Linked DNA regions of Mus musculus: region 1 is linked to region 2. The links are chromatin loops, found by intact Hi-C in ENCODE. Cell type or tissue: left cerebral cortex. All regions are shown on one strand. Links, peaks and the distances in the headings refer to the core of each region. The heading gives the core; the rest is flanking DNA. Region 1 has its middle 13 kb from the start of Lncppara. Region 2 has its middle 24 kb from the start of D130051D11Rik.

Evidence for each region. Hi-C counts contacts between places; a loop is a spot of excess contacts. Peaks named below come from ENCODE experiments on the same cell type or tissue, not always from the same donor. Only the 100,000 strongest peaks of a DNase experiment are listed, where the experiment ranks them.
Region 1: it touches region 2 in a loop (2.7-fold over the local background); 12 of 42 quality-filtered maps call a loop at or near these places.

The regions. Positions count from the first base shown.
Region 1 is chr15:85,686,974-85,695,297 of GRCm38, reverse strand. No RefSeq gene overlaps it. Among named protein-coding and RNA genes, the nearest start is that of Lncppara, 13 kb to the left of the region's middle. In left cerebral cortex, for the core only: a CTCF peak has its summit at 5,046; DNase peaks (open chromatin) are centred at 6,727, 7,054, 7,519, 8,169 and 1 more place; H3K27ac peaks cover 2,918 bases.
Region 2 is chr15:85,606,904-85,615,227 of GRCm38, reverse strand. No RefSeq gene overlaps it. Among named protein-coding and RNA genes, the nearest start is that of D130051D11Rik, 24 kb to the left of the region's middle. In left cerebral cortex, for the core only: CTCF peaks have their summits at 2,120 (motif pointing left), 4,501 (motif pointing left) and 5,432 (motif pointing left); DNase peaks (open chromatin) are centred at 3,617, 3,798, 4,376, 5,393 and 5 more places; H3K27ac peaks cover 4,069 bases.

The sequences.
Region 1 (8,324 bases), core at 281-8,280, 80 kb before region 2:
GAAACAGAACCTTTGCCACTGAGCCCTGAGTGACACTGCATGTGATACAAATGTCCCGGGGCCATCTCAATCTTCTCCCATCTCCTTCTTGATGGCTAGGGCAGAGAGAGAGCCCAGTTTAGCCTTCTGGGCGCACCTGGATATGCTTGGCCATCCTAGAGTCCCCTAAAGAGACAGGCAGGAGTTGAGACTACCTAGCCAAGACCCAGCATATACAGACCTCCAGGCCTGCATGGCTACATGGACCCATAGCAGTATCCAGGAGGGCTGGGGTAGGTGGCCCTGAGTTCTATAAACAACCAAAATGTTGCACTGACCTGAGCTGGACGTGGCCATTGAGTTCTAAGAGTCACCCAGGGAAGTTGTCAAGAAGAAGCCGGTGCCTAGAGAAGAAGCAACACTAATTAGGTGCTGGGGTGCATCTATGAGCCCTTTTCTTGCATTTCTATTGTTTCCTGTGAATCCCAACTGGAGAGCCCCTCAAAAGGCCCCAGGCACATCTTAGGAGCCACCTGGAACTCACAGTAGCTCAAGGCCAGGAGACTAGTTCATCATCTATGGCCTGGAGACACTGGGCCATGAGGTCTTTAAGTCACGAGCTTAGATTGGGGAACCATGGGAAGTTTGGGGCTCTGAGGTTTAGTTGTCAATGTTGGAACTGCACCCCTTGAATGTGCCAGACTGGAACTGAGCCTGGGAGGCATCCTGCCAAGGGAAGAATGGATGCACTACCTTATCTAAGTGATGTATGGCAGGGGCCAGGCCTCCAAGTGGCTAGGTCATCCCAGTTGACAGGGCCTCTTGTGTATTCTCCTTGAAACTATCTTGAAGCTGCAGAGCCCCACAGGTCTGGGCTCCTCCATACAGGGCCCTTCTTAGCCATAGCATGAGAGAAGCCAGCACAGTCCCACCCACTGGACAGAAGCAGACACAATGCCTTAACCTACCACCTCTAGTAGCACCAACGTGCGTAGACTCCAATGGGATGACTCTGAGTGATGGACAGCTGGTTCTGAGCCTGTTGAAGCTGGCTGGGGGAAGGCTAGAGAAAGTGGTGACAGCACCGTGTGCCACCTCAGTGCATGTACTGTTTACCAGCTCTCTGGCGTCTTCACCCCAATGTACAAGTGTTCTAGGGGGTCACTCTACAGCCCCCTGATCTCCACCAGCAGGTATCCCTGGCCATTTTGTGGATGAGTATACTGATGCTTAAAAACTGACATAGCCCATCTGGATGAATGGCAAGTGCAAGGGGCTGGAGGATAGGGCAGGGGTACCTACTGTGTGCTAGGGGTACCTACTGTGTGCCTGGGCTGCAAGAGGCTGTCTCAGAGCAAATCTGTCCCTGCTGGATTCCATCTACTTCAAGAGGACGACTCAGGCCACCTTAGCCTACAGGGCAGAAGGTGGGGCTGGAGCAGGGACCCAGAATCCTTGGCCCTATCTCCTGCCCTGTCCTGGGCAAGGATCTCTCTCCCTGGTTGGAGGCCAGGCTGAGCCCCTTAGGAGCTGAGGGTAGGGTAGATCTGGCACCAGGTAGAGCCTCTGAGGACAGGACTGGCCCTGGCTTCTCTGAAAGAGCAACTCTGGGTGGCCTCCTGTTTGCCAGCACACAATCGTCTCTGGGTCTGTGTCTGATGGAGTGAGCCCTTCTCTGCCCAAGTGGGGCAGACAGCTACCTGTGTGTGAGGCCATAGGGGGTCTTCTGATACACATGCCAGGTGCTTACTTTCCTGGGGGGTCCTTAGGAGCATCCAGGTTCTGCAAGACATAAGGAAATCAAAACACAGGTGTCAACTTGGCAGGTCATGTGGCTCGGATGCAGAGAAGGGTCGGGGATAGTGTGGCCTTCCCTTCCTCAGTCACTCCCAGAGCCATATACTATCTACCGGGACCTTGGCACCTGGAGTTTTGAGTCACAAGAGACTGGGAACACTGAATGCCATGCCTGGCTTTAACCAGTTCTGACCTGCCAGGACCCACATCCTAAACCAACTCCCTGCCATGGCTCCTAGGCAGCCCAGAGTCTTAGAGTCCCTCTGTGACAAGAGGAAGGAAGGGATCATAGGGCTTGGTTGCTGGTGCCTGGTAAGACCCTCCCTTCCCTCCAGCCCCATTAGGGCACCCATAGTTCCCTGTGGCCAGAATGTCCTTCTGCTACCATAGATCACCCCTGCCTGTACTGCCTCAGACTAGGGGGTCCCCCCACCTCACCTCACAATGCCTGCACTGACCCTATAGACCTGAGAACGTTGAGGCAAGAGTGTCCTTCAACTAGCATACACACATCCTGGGCCTGGCAGGGCCTGCCACCCATCAGCATCCCATCACCTGCCTTACTCTGGGAACAGGACTGGATAACTGAGGTTTATGAAGTACAAACAGGACCCTGGGTCACTACCAAGGAGTAAGTTCCGTAGTCATTAAGAGCCAAGAAGGGGGACAAGCCAAGACTGACAGCAGGAAACCAAAGCCAGGAGTCGGCCCTGGCCAGAATGACTCCCAGACTTCTCACCCTCCTCCCTATCTGCCTTGGGTGCTTTGGCCCTGGGAAGAACTACCTGCTTCTTTCCTGCCCTCTTGCGCCCACTGTGCTGCCGGCATCCACGTGTCCATGAACCCCGGTTGTAAGAAGACTCGGGATATCCTCTTAGAATTAGGGCCTTCTCCAGAACTAGTCGCTATAGGACGAGGGGCTACTCGCTCACGGACAAGCCAAAAGCAACAAGGTCTGTCACGTCACTGCTTATAGCATTATCTCCAGAGAGTGATTTTTTTTTTCTTCAAACTCGAGACCTTGAGACCAGAGGGACTTGCTGAGGGCTCCGCCTTTGAATGTGCTGGACCCTGAGACCCACCAGGCACAGCTTGCCTCTCTCCATCTCCAGAAACTGTAGTATCTGCAGGCAAAACTGGGACCTGGATGCTGTTCTTCATCCACACAGGGCTAGAAAGCTTCCCAGAGAAGATAGGGGACAGGAGGGATGAGCCTGGGGCTCTAAGTCCAAGTTTCTGATCGTATTTCTTAAGAGACTGTCCTGTGGCCACACCTTTCCTTACCTGACAGCTAGACCTCTTCCATCTCTCCTTTCTACTTCTGGGCCCACAGTGCACAGAGTCCCCGGTTTAACGATCTTGGAACAGCTGACTGCTGCTCACAGCTACTGCAGCCTGGCTAACCTAGCCTCACCAGGGGAACATGGAACTGCCTCCCTAGGAGAGAACCCTCAGCGGCATTGAAACCCAGTAAAGCCTGACCTGCTTGGCTCCAAGAGAGGCGCTTTCACAAAAAAAGGTGCTGGGGTGCCTACAGAGCCAGCAGAAGAAACCCCCACCCATCTTTTTTATTAAATAGCATAATTTCACGTCTCTAAACAAGGTCTCTGTCCAAACTTAGAAATTCTAGGCTTCACATACAGGGACAAGTGATACAGAATGAAAAAAAATCAGCCATGGGAAATAGAAATGTTGACCAGAACTTGACAGGGGCGGGGGGGGGTGGGATACGGGGGGGGGGGGCTGAGCACCATCTTATAGGAGCAGTGGCTGAGGCTACACAAGATACCTCGGGCCTACTATGGACCCATGAAGGCATGTAGTTCCCACGCTGACAGTACAGAGCTCCTGCCTACAGCACAAGGGTAGCTCTAAGGGACCTGGCTCCACCCTGAGTAACACGGAAATGCACCTGGATGGGCACAGTGGGAAAGTTCTTATGGCTGCTCAAGGGGGACCCTAGATTTGCCCAGTTCCCTCCAACTTCATACATGTGCTCACAGACTTCCTCTTGTCATTCAATTGCTCCTGTGTCTTTTCACCTACTCTGCCTGTGGCAGTTGTGGAACTGCAAAGCCAAGGACAGGGGTGTTCCCCAAATGTTACACTATCTGCCAATAAGGACCTCTGAATAAATCACAGAGGTACACTACTCTCTCTCAGGCTGATGACCCTCCCAAAGCTGTCCCTCTGTCCCTTAACGTTTATGTTCTGTGTGGCAGGGCCACATTTGTTAATGGTTCATGGGCCATCAAAGTTAGTGCTGAATCTGTCAGACCAAGCACCAGGCAGAAGGTCCTGGTGGTCTGGCCCAGTCCTACCTCAACCTCATTCCTACCTGGGCTCACAACCACAATTAGGCGTACACAGGATTCAGAGGGGTCATGATATCCATCTAGGCTGGCAGAACAACTGTCCCTGGGAGAGAGCTTGGGCTCCATCCAAAGCCAAGGAGCCGAACGGAATCTTCCAGGCTGCATGGCCTTCAGGAACCTGTTTACTCTGAGCCAGTACATACAATATACTTTGGTATATTAAGAAGGTCATTTAAACCTGCTACACCCATGGACTATATAGGCAGATTATAAAGCAAATTGGATATGTGCTTCCCATCCCCCCGCCAGCATCTTTCGGTGGAGTGCCCCACAGGCAACCGCTCACTCCCACTAGTGTCCAGTGGATTCTACAGATCAAGCCACCACCAGATACAAAGCCATCTGCATACCTACCTGGGATGCTTAGGTAAGGTTCACAAAAGATGCCAGTGTCTGCGACATAACAGTCAGTCCTGGCTTCATTTTAGGTGTTGTTTTCAGATAAAGGACTTAGAACATCCCAGCACATGTGAGTCCTGCCCTAAACTGACACCACTGCTGTGGTCATCAGCTATCTAGACAAGGGGGATCCTGTCCTCGTATAGAGCCCCTATGGTGCCCGCAAATTGTCTCTGCTTCTGTTAAGAGCCTGGCTGCCTGCTGGTGGACGGTGCTACTTCACGCACGTTTTGGCAATGCCTCTGTTTTGAGGACAAACATGTAGTGGTTAATTTAGGCGGGGTCAGTTTATCTCTGGGCAGATGGTTAATTGTATCACTTCAATATTTTCCTTCCAGTGCAAAAGGAACAACATTCATGAGTCAGAAATCTGAGGCCCAGAGGGAAAAAGCAAGCAGAAGCCAATAGCCCTCTGTCTGGCCCGGCATACAACCCAGCTCTTCGTGTGCACATGTGTGCATGTGTCCGTCTGTCCCCACACCATAGTGGTTCCCATGTGCCAGAAGCCTGCTGGGCTGTGTTGGGCACTGCCTGCGTTTGGCCACAGAGCTGAAGCATCAGGCCTGGGGAAGTGGGTGGTTGGCTCCTAGTTTCTCACTAGACAACAGATACCTGCAACGTTGTGCGTGAGTCCTCCTGGTCTCTAGGGAGACTTCAGAAGCAGGGTCCCAGGTTGAAGCCAAGGAATGCTTACAAGACAGCTGCCTCAAACCTGGAATCTGGAACCTTCCAGGGACCCACTGACATCAGAGTTAAAGTGAGGGAGACAGAGAAGGTGGGGGCCAAGGTTGATAAGGAATGGGTCCCTGGGTGTACAGCTCTTCCCTACTGGTCAACAATGAGTTCAGGGGCACACCTGTTATATAGCTATGATCAAGTGACAGTACACCCACTTCACTGGACAAAATCATATTAAATATGTCGATCACAGACTCCAGAAGGTGAATGGCAAACACAAAGATGGGAGACAAGGTTGCTGCAGTGGGACTGTCCTCTCAGGAACTCTCAGGCCTGTGGTTCTGTGCTCATGATACTGGAGCGAGTCCATGGGAGAGATCCATACACGGAGGCATAGGGGACCTTCCCTCCAGTGCCTTCGCTCTCAGAGTGTTTCCCTAAAATACACCTGAGCCAGCTTGTGAGGAGCCATACGTGGTTATAGCCATCCTGCGCCAGGAGCTCTCAGTGTAGACACTGGTGAAAGGACCATCAGGGTTGTAAGCCCACAGTGTAGGAGCTGAGCAGAAGGCTAGGGGGGCGCTTCTAGGTGGTGACAAGGAATCCTAATAAAATAAAAGAGCGTGGAGACATAAGGCTTGTCGGGGGTTCCACTAACAGGGTGTGGTAGCATACACCTTTAATTCCAGGACTCCAGGAGCAGAAGCAGGTGGGTCTCTGTGAGTTCAAGGCCTACCTGGTCTACACAGCAAGTTCCAGGCTAGCTGAGGCTACACTGTGAGACCCTGTTTCAAAACAAACAACAATAAATGTCTCACAACGGAGATTGTGACGAGAACCCTCTTTTAGGTGGGAAGGTCAGGCTTTTTGGCTCTGTCCACTAAGGTCCCTGCAGCTGCGAACAGGGTACAGGCTAAGGGATATTCTGTAAGTGCCTGATCTCATAGCCCCTTTTCTTTGGTCTAGACAACAGAGCTGGGTAGGGTCAGATGTCTGAGCCCAGCACAATAAAGCCTGGTCCCCTTCACGGTGACTCCTGCCCAGAGCCTACTTGGAGCCCAACTCTAGGAAACAACATAAAGGCTGGGCGTGGGGCCATGCCCACTGCTTCTCTGCTTTCCCCACTGCTGGCCTCTAGGGCATATGGGGGGGGGGGCAGAGGACAGGTGGTAGGGGCAGTCAGAGGAGCCAGTCGGCCTGGCGGTAAATCATCAGGCTATGCTTTATAATTATCTGGGTACTTAAGCTCCTCTATCTCGTCTCTCCCTTCCCTGGGGAGATTTCCTTCATTTCCTATGCTTTCCCAGTCTCCTGGATGTCTAAATCAAGCCGGACCAGGCCCAGCACTCTGCTCTACCCAGCTCCCTCGGCCTACAGCTACGAGGTGGTGTGTTTGCATGTTGCACAGTAGCTATCAGAAGAGGATCCGTCCTCATCGAAGTTTCCTCCCCAGCTGGGAAGGAAAGCTAAAAAATGTTACCACACCCAGCCTTGGAGTCACAGAGACAGAATCTTCATGCCCTACTTTCCCTGACAGAGGGATGGGCAGTGAGCCTGAGAGACCTAGGGGTAGGAGACCGCCACGGCACTTGAATCAGGAACGAATCAGAGAAAATGTGAAGACAGGTGCCTCAGTACCTGGGCAGCAGCAACTAGAATGCAGCAGCAACTGGGATGCGGGGCCTGTTTGGTTCATGAGGTCCCCATGCTGGTCCCACTTAGATCCTACCTGCTGCATGTATCCAGCTCTGGCCCCTCTTTTCCTCTAGCTTTCACACCGAGTCTGGGTCGCTGTCCCCATTTTGCAGATGCAAACAGTGAGGCACTGAAGGCAATGCAAGCGGCTTCCCATTTGGAGGCTGCTCAAAAGGTGCTCCCCGCCCCCAGAGCCAGTGCCAGTGTCAGTGCCAGCGCATACATCCATATTCTCTTCCTGATTCCATGAAGGAGGAGGGTGGTGCACTACCATGCCACCCGCGTAAAGGCCAGGTTGAAGCTGCCACAGACACATATAGCCCTCAGGTGAACTTTGCAAAGCCACCATGTATGTATCCCTTTCCCAGGCCTCCCTAGGGATGAACACACGGGAGGTTTTTTTTTGTTTTGTTTTTTTTTGTTTTTTGTTTTTTTTAAGTAGGATCTCATCCTAGGCCTAGGTTTCTGACCTCTGGAAACCTCTTTGGTCGTTTGCAGAGCCCTCTGGCAGGCCTGGAGCTTCCTGTCGCTGCATTCATAGCTAGGTCACTGGGTGCCAAACAGATGCTAAGGGCTCTGGCTGGCTTGTGTGCGGCCTCTCCAACCACCGTCTCAGACACATTCCACAACCAAGATTCCTTCAAAACCCCCTTCTCTGAAAGCAAACAAAACCGCAGCCTGGGAGCCCAGAGGAGCTCACACTGCTGTGGCTCCGTTTTTTCTTTCTTCTTTCTTCCTTTCCCACCCTCCCTACTTAAATACTACTACAAGGGACATAGAAACCTGCTAACCCTCTCATGTTGAGGATGGGTAAACCGAGGCCCAGAGACTGGAAAAAGGGGTCTAAGGTCCCATAGGTTCTACGATTGGGTGGGAGTTCTGGAATCCAGGCAGGACTGACTTGGGCACATAGCTTCTTTAAGACACAAAATCTGTGTGGTGGTGGTTTTCGGTCAGTCCCAACACCATAACTGGCCCAAAGCATCCCTAGTGATTGGCTGGGCCCTGAACCCACCTGATACTTCCCTGATGTAAGCTGGCTAGTGTGGGCAGGGCTGGGACCCTTGAGCTCCCTGGCACAGACTGAGTGGTGCTCAGCAAATGCAGGAGGAAGTCTCTGGGGAGGCCTAGAAGCTCAGGGGCAGGGCTCCAGAAAAGCAGGCTGCTCTAATGGAAACCAGTCAGTGGCTAACTCCCCCCCCCTGACTTTGGTTTCCATGGGGACAGGATAGGAGGTGGAGCTCTGGCGTGGCTGCTGCAGCAGATGTGGCCTGTTCAGGGCTGGTGGGGGTGGGGGGGTGGGGGTGGCGCCTGGCAGGGAGCCCTGGGACGTGGCAGGAGTAAGACTGGGCGCAGGGCCCTGCAGCCATAGCTATGGTGGTCAGCTTTAGGGAAGAGCCC
Region 2 (8,324 bases), core at 140-8,139:
AAGGCCTATGCTGAGTTCCTTCGCCATGCCCTCTCCACTGTCACCGTTGTCACCCACTCACTCATTCCTACGTCAGCACGCTTATTCCACGTGCGCTGGAATGAGCACGCATTCCCTGCACCCCGCCTGTCCTCTGCCCCGGAACAGCGAAATCAAGGTGACAAATCTAGCGGCCAAAGCAACTGGGCAGGTGGAAAGGTGAGTCCCAACCTGGGGAAACCCTAGACTGACCTGGGCAGAAAGAAGAGTCCCAGCAGAAGACCGTGAGCCTCCCAACCCTTGTCCTGACTGGACACTGCCGGGTGGGCCTCTGGCTGCAGAAGCTGGCCTAGGCACCAGGCCATGGTCCCTGTATCAGACCTGCCCAGTGACTGATGTGACTAGGGTTCACTCTGGCAGGCTGAAGACAACTCTGGGTCATCATGGAAGGTTCGTTCTACAGTGTCCACCCCAGCATCCATCCTTCTGCTCCTGGCCCCGGTTCCAATCGCAGGCCATATCTCCACGCAGCAAATCATTAAGCATTGGCTTTCTCGGTCACACTAGGACTGGGGTTATAAGAGCACCAGTGGCAGCTGCAGCGATCCTGCTAGAAGGTAGTCTAGCCTCGAGTGAGGAAGGTGCCAGAAGTTCTTGAATCTTGGAGCCTGTGGGGGCACAAGCCAGGGGCAGAAAGGGTCTTCTGTGGGGCCTGTGAACTCCGAGGGCTGCTGTCTGATGCCCCCTTGCTCCTCAAATATAGACCCCTTTTTAAAAGGGCCCAGTCCAGTCCCTAACCCTTTGTATATCTTCCACACTCAACTGGCCTGAGTGTCATTTGGCTACATGTTCCCTGCTGAAATGAGATGACATAGGGTCAGCCTCTCTGTATCCCAGGAAGGCCTTAGTTACTCATAAACCAGCCTGCTGCTGAGACCCTTCTGTGAATGAGTCCCTACTTGTCCCCGTCTTCCTACAAGCTGGCCCCCGAAGCACAGGTGTCCACATACAAGCTGGGCTCTCTTGTGGGAGGGGATTCAAGCCGTCAGAAGAATGGCGCTCTAGCCAGTGCAGAATGTCTATCTGAGGGCAGCCGGGGTACAGTACTACAGGATGTTGGGAGTGCTGTCTTGGCGAAGGGTGCTTCCTTCCAGCTCAGGGTCAGGCCTGTTCTCTAGCACTCTGGCTGGCACTTCCAGCTCAGTTGGCTTGTGGCCAAAGCTGCATCTGTCCCAGTGGCAGCAAAAAGTGCATTTCCCACACTCTCTGCGACGCCCCTGGGGGTGGTGGAGGGACTCTTGGGTTGCTGTGGGGCTGCTTGCCCAGGGACTTAGACGGGCATCCTGCTGTTCTTAGTGCCCTGAAAACCCAGATGAGAGACCATGATGCCAGAGTACATATCTAGGGTGCTGCTGACCCTCTTCCTTCCCCCCTCCTCCAGCCTCCAGCCACAGTACCAGCTTGCACCCCAGAGGTTAAGAGCCCGGACACTGCAGGGTGTGGCAGCTCAACCCTGACTGGCCTAGTCTAAACCGATGTTCCGCCAAGGAGGCCCTTTGGCTGCCGCAAGCACCTAAACAGCCCTGCCTTTGTCCTAGTGGCCACAGGCACTGTTTGCTCTGTGCCCAGCTTGTTTTTCCCAGGCTGAGCTGGGCAGGCAGAGCCCGGGAGCCATGGAAACAGCACAGGCCACCTGTCTTGCCCAGCCCCGCTCTCTGCCCAGTTGCTTTCTCAGTCTCTTCAGACCTCCTGCTGTACTGGCCCTGTACCAGCTGCCCCTGTCCCGCCCCCTCACTAGCTAGGCTGGGTGCAGAGACAGCCAAGGGTTTCAGGGGCCCTGGGGTCACACAGATCCTGGGGTCAGCTCGGCCATCCTTAACACCCAGGCGGTTGTCTGCTTGCTGCCTGCAGGGAAGCCCTTTACCTAGCACCTCTGCCCTGCTCTGGCAGGACTTTCTGTGCACAGGAGGAAGGGTGTGGGCTCCCTCAAGAGCTCCTCAGCTGTCTTAAAACTGCTGGGGGGCTGGAGAGATGGAGCGACAGTTACGAGTTGTTCCAGAGGACCCAGGTTCAATTCTCAGCCCCTATGTGCTAGCTCACAATTGCCTTTGCCTCAGTTCCAGGGTATCTGGTGCCCTCTTCTGGTCACTATGGACACTGCACATCCATGATGCACAGATATAAATGCAGACAAAAATCAATCAATGAAACAAACAAACAAAAAGCCTTCTGCCCAGCCTCTGGTTTTCTCCTGTCCTTTTGGAATCTCCAATCATTCAATAAGATCAGTCTGACGCCCCAGGCTCAAAACATCTAATTCTTGTCCCCAACGACACTTCCTGCCTGCTGGTGTGTCCTAGGTTTTTCTCTAATAAGTAGCCAGAACAGCTCCGCATGTGATGGGCCTGACCTTGGACCTGTGTCCACAGGCTCCCTCAATGGGTCTCAGTGTAATCCGGACAGGGCCAGTTTCTTCTCTATTTATTTTCAGGGTGCATGGATATTCTCCAGGTAGGATTTGGGAAAAGATAGTGAGCCCGGGCAACTCTGTGGTTGGGTGGGTGGAGTTGGAGGACAGCGTTTCACTCCCTCTGGGGCAAGGTGAGAAGTGTGTGCTCATCTTAGGAGGGGTCCCCTGGCCCAGGCAGGGGAGGACCCACCGATGTGGCCCCAAAAGCACCAGTTTGTCAGTGCCTGTGTTCTCAGACGTCTTTTGGACGGGAAGCTTAATTGCTCCATTCTCCAGATGAGAAAATCAAGGCTCCAAGAGTGCTCTCTAATACTGTCACTGGGTCAACGGCTAGGGAGCTCTCCTGGTCACCTTTAGTGCATCCCCCCACCCCAAGCTGTCCTTACAGTTTCCCGATCATGTGGCTGATCAAGTCATCGAGAAGCCCAATGCTTCTGGACGGGTGCCATTTGACAGCAGGGTACATCTCAGTGTGCCTAATGCTTCTGTATTTTGCAGGAGGGGACATGGGCTGGAGAGGGTCAGGGCTTGGCAACTCTGCCCTTCATTTCTCCGGCCTCCCTCACGTCTGGCCATTTTGTTCCAGCTCTTGAAATATCTGCTCTGCCCTCCCGGAAGCTGCTGGCTTCAGGCAGGACCGTTCCTCCTATCTGCTCAGTCCAATTCAGTCTTGTCACCTCCCTGTAGCGGTCACTGGACAGAAACTGGGATGTGCTGTCCACCCTGGCTGGGCTCCTGGGTGGCCAGGAGGCTCTTGGAAAGCCCTCTTCATCCCCACTCATGGAACTCTTGCAGCTCTTTTCCGGAATGGCTTCCCGATGAGGTAATGCTTCTTGCAGACGGGAGGAGGTCCTGGAGAATGGCCGCCAGTGGCCTCCTTGCCTGGGCGACCTGCCCAAGGCACAAAATGAGCCCTTTTTGGTGGCTGAAAGGAAGACCAGGCCCTAGACTCCAGACCTTCATTCGTCACCCAGCCTTGAGCTGAGACTATCCTAGTCCTGGGCTGAGCCTGTAGCCTCAACCAAGGGGAAACTAAGGCCTGAGGGGGGAGGGGCCGGCTACACTCAGAGCCCCAGAAAGAATCCACAGCTACTCCTGTTTGACACTCTGAGGGACAAGGAAAGCCTCCTGGTTCACCCTCTTGGGTCTGAGGAGTCTCTCTGACTGTTAAGCTTCTGTTAAGGAGCTGGGTGGATGCTCGCCCAGAGGACGACTGCTGGGTTATCCACTATCCGCTCTATATCCTGGGAGAGAGAGAAGCTGCAGAGAAAGCTACAGAGAGAAGCTGCGGTATGCCAGGAAAGTACTGAAGAGGCTTGATTCCTCACTCCTGCCCTGTGCCTGCCAGGCCCGGCACTGGTGATGAGGTCCCCAGTCCCCACATAGTCCAGAAGCACCCACACCTCAGGCTTGGAAAACAATATGAAACTTCTCACTTCTGAGGCTGGTGGCCGCAGTGCCTGGCACCTGGGGTTGGCACAGGAAGACCTTCAGGACTCAATAGCAGCACAACTTCAGTGCTTGGTGGGATTGGGACACGGGCTAGAAGATGACTCTGTGAAGCACTCAGGCCTAGTGTCTGCAGGCCCAGCTGGCCCTGTCCCCGATTTGAATTTATTGTGCAATGTTATCCAAGCCCCCCATCCCCCACCCCCTTCCCTGGCTGGGTCTCAATTTCCCCATCTGCAGACAGGAGGAGGGCAGGAGAGGCCTCAACTGGACTCCAGAGCGCCCCAGGTCTGGCGGCCCAGACCTGCAGCTGTGTGGGCGCAGCCTCTCTGGGCAGGAAGTTAATTTCCGCGTTGGAGGCGATGCCTGAAGTGGGCCCAGTGCTTGCTGCATGTTCAGATGAGGGCCGGGCTGGTGAAGTCATGTGGGAGGTAGCAGCAGAGGCAGGATCCAAGCCAAGATTTCTCTGCTGGCCTGGAGTGACCTTGTTCAGCCTCCCTTGCTCAGCAGCCCCCACCTCTCTTGCCTACACAAAGCTCTGGCTCTACAAGGGAAGACAGGTCCTCTTGGAAGGTGGGCCTGCACCCTCTTCTGCCCCCTGGTGGCTATGAGGACATATGGCAGTTTGGTCAGGACTTTGAAGGCTACAGGGCCATCATCCACCCAGAACCAGACACATGATCACCATCATCCCCCCACACAGGGCCAGACACCCACAGGGTCTCAAGAATACACAGGGATATAGACACCCACAAAGGCACAGACACCCACAGTACCAAGAACTCACAGAATTGGGAACCTACAGGGTCACTGACAATCAGAGCCACAATGGCCCACAGGACCTCAGGCACCCACATGATGGGCACCCGTAGGGATGGGGTACCGTCACTGGGAGGCCTGGTTATGACACACACCCCCCCCCAGGAGGAGGTCACTGCCACCTATGTCTCTGGAGTGTGCAGTTCAGGTCGGGAGTGGTTAGGGCCTACAGGAAATGCACAAAGATGGGAACAATGTTGAGAGGAAAAAAGTGCTCACCCAACCTGGGATCAGCCCTCTGGTGCTTCTGGCTGCAGTGTTGGGGGATGGACGAGAGGCCGAGGCACATGTCCTTTTAGCTCTCAATGGTGACAGTGAAGGGAAGGGCTCAGTGTGTTGTTCTTCCCATTGTCTCCTGACCCAGCAGCAGCAGCACAGGACAGACAGGCACCCACTAGCCTTGGCCTGATCCTGCAGCAGCAGGCTTTCAGAATGATGGACAATTTCTCTGAGGCCCTCCAAGTGCTGAAGGCCGTACTACAGTAGGGCTATATAAACCAGGGCGGCCAGCCCAGTCTGGCTCCTAGGAACTTAGTGCCTCCAATATCATCATCAGGGATAGGGGTGGACTGGTCAGTCTTTAGAATGTGCCAGAACGCTGGGGAGTTGGCTCAGCCATTAAGAGCTGCTCTTCCAGAGGACCTGGGTTTGATTCTTAGCACACGTATGGCCTCTCACTACTTACTACCTGTAATCCCAGTCCCAGGAGCTCTGACACCCTCTTCTGGTCTTGTCAGGTACTGAACATGCATGGTGCAAAGATCTACATGCAAACAAAACACCCACACACAGGAAAAAAAATGAAATCTTTAAAAAAAAAAAGAATTTCCAAGGTCTGCTCAGCGGCTTCTCCAGAATGCCCCCTCCCAGCACCCCTTTTCTTCTCCCACCCCCCAAATCCTGCCTGGGTCCTGTGGCTAAACCTCTTCCCCACCCCTGACCCTCACCAGGATACCTGGCTCAGGGAATGACAGGGTCCCACCAGTGCCATCACATTAGAACACCAATGGTCAACGCCCACGGGGGCCAAGCATCCATTGCACTGGCAGACAAACTGAGGCTACAATAGAGGATCTGGCAAGGCCAAGGACTAGCTAGACACAGACCTGGGGCTGGGGTGGATCTAGAGTCCAGGGATAGTCACCAGTCCAGAGTGATACTGACACTGTGACACTGGACCCCCCCAGAGGGAGGTTTCAGCCATCAACCCAACTGGGACCTCCTCCATATCTCCCACCCTGGAGTAGAGGAGGAAGGGTCATATCATGACGCCCTGACTTATGAGACAGGGCTGATAGAAAGAGAGGACCAGGGTGAAGACCTAGAACTTTCCATGTTCAAGTCCAGAAGACTGGGAATCTGATACTAGTGTCTGAGGGCACTGGGAATAAATCTCCATTACCCCTCCCCCCACCCCATTTGATGTCCCTTCTTCTCCATCTTCTAAAAAGGAGATACTTGGAGATTGAGAATGTCATGATTTGGGTTTATAGAGGAGCCATGACCCCCAGCAGATGCTCTGGTGGAAAAAGACAGCATGGCATGACCAGGAGAAGGAATTGGCCTACCGTGACTGGTGGTCCAGTGGCCTGGTAGGTTATCCAGTATACATCAGGGCAAGGTGCGCAGTGATGGGGGCAATTGCTCAACTCCTCTCCAGGCCTCTGCCCTCTCAGCTGGGCATCAATGAACAGCCATCCTAACCTCTCTGTATTTCATCAGGACAGTCCTTACTTCCCAGAGGACAATGGATTAACACATATGGAGAAGGGGCAGGGGATAGTCTAGCAATCCTAGAAGAGATGGTACATTGGTGCTGAGGAGAGAGATTCTAGATGAACAAGATCTGACCCAAGCTCTTGGGAGTTGACTGGGATGAGGGATGGCCATGCCAGCCCTCCCAGGAAGCCTGGTATAAGAAGTGACTCATATCAGGAGCTTGGGGAACAAGGTTCCTAGACCTTCATTGTATTACCAATAAGGATAGAAGATGGAGGGGAAACTCTCTCCATTGGAGCATACCAGGGCCTTCACGTGGGCTGGATCAGGCAGATGCAGTGAATAGTCTTAGGGCTGGTGGCTGACAGAGACTTTGTGAGCTTTGGTCTATGGACCTGGAGCAGGCTCCGAGCAGCCTGTGGAGTATTTATTATCATGCCCTGGTCTCTATCCTTTAATCCAGCCCAGGGCACCCAACAGAACAGGAACTACATAGATGTCAGAGGACCTAAGATGCTAGATGCAATTCTAAAAGCCTAGAAGTTATTGTCTGAGGGTTAAAATAAGTCTTATAATTCATCAAGGGGGTGGTGGTACACACACATTTAATCCCAGCACTTGGGAGGCAGAGGCAGGTGGATCTCATTCTGGTCTACAGAGTGAGTTCCAGGACAGCCAGAGTTGTGCAGAGAAACTCTGTCTTGAAAAACAAACCAACAGAAACAAAAAAGAAAACAAAAACAACAGCAGCAACAACAACATAATTCTAGGGCTGGAAGATGGCTCAGTGGTTAAGAGCACTGGCTGTTCTTCCAGAGGACCTGGGTTCAATTCCCAGCATGCCTGGGAAAGCCAGTGCAGCTCACACCTGTCTGTAACTCCAGTCCCAAGTCGTGTGACCCTCGCACAGACACACGTGCAGGCAAAACACCGATGCACATAAACATTAAAAGACTTCATAATTCTAAGATGATAACCAGGACCCCTTAAAGGAGGGCTTTGTGGTGCTGCTTTCCGGTTTGCTCCCATGGCTCGCTCAGCCTGCTTTCGTATAAAGACCAGGACCATTTGCCTAGGGTTAGCACCGCCCATAGTAAGCTGGGCTGTCCCACATCAATCAGCAATCAAGAATTCAATCCAGCGGAGGCATTTCCTCAGTTGCGATTCCTTCTTTCCAGATACTCTAGCGTATGTCAAAGTCACACAAACTAACCAGCACAAGGTCTCACTAGGCAGCCCGAGCTGGCCTTGAACTCAAAATTCTCCTGCCTCAGTCTGCCCGGCACTGAAATTACAGGTATGGCTTCTACACTTGGTGAGGAATAGTCTTTTTTATTTTTCTGATTTTTAAATTTTATTTTATGAGCATGAGTGCTTTGCCTGCCTGCATGTATGTGCATCAAATGCATGTCTGGTGCCTGCGGATGTCAGAAGAGAATGTCCGATTTCCCTGGGATTAGAGTTATAGAAGTTGTGAGATATTGTGTGGTTCTAGGAACCAAACCTTTGCAGGAGCAACAAGTACTTTTTTTTTTTTTTTTTTAAAGATTTATTTATTTATTATATGTAAGTACACTGTAGCTGTCTTCAGACACTCCAGAAGAGGGCGTCAGATCTTGTTAGGGATGGTTGTGAGCCACCATGTGGTTGCTGGGAATTGAACTCAGGACCTTCAGAAGAACAGTCAGGTGCTCTTACCCGCTGAGCCATCTCACCAGCCCCGCAACAAGTACTTTTAACCAGCAAACCATCTCTCCAATCCCATTATTATTATTATCATCATCATCACTAATTATCATTATTATTTGTTTTATAAGACAGAGTTTCTCCATGTAGGTTTTTTTTTTCTCTAAAAAAAAAATGTGTCTATTTTGCCTGCATGCATGTC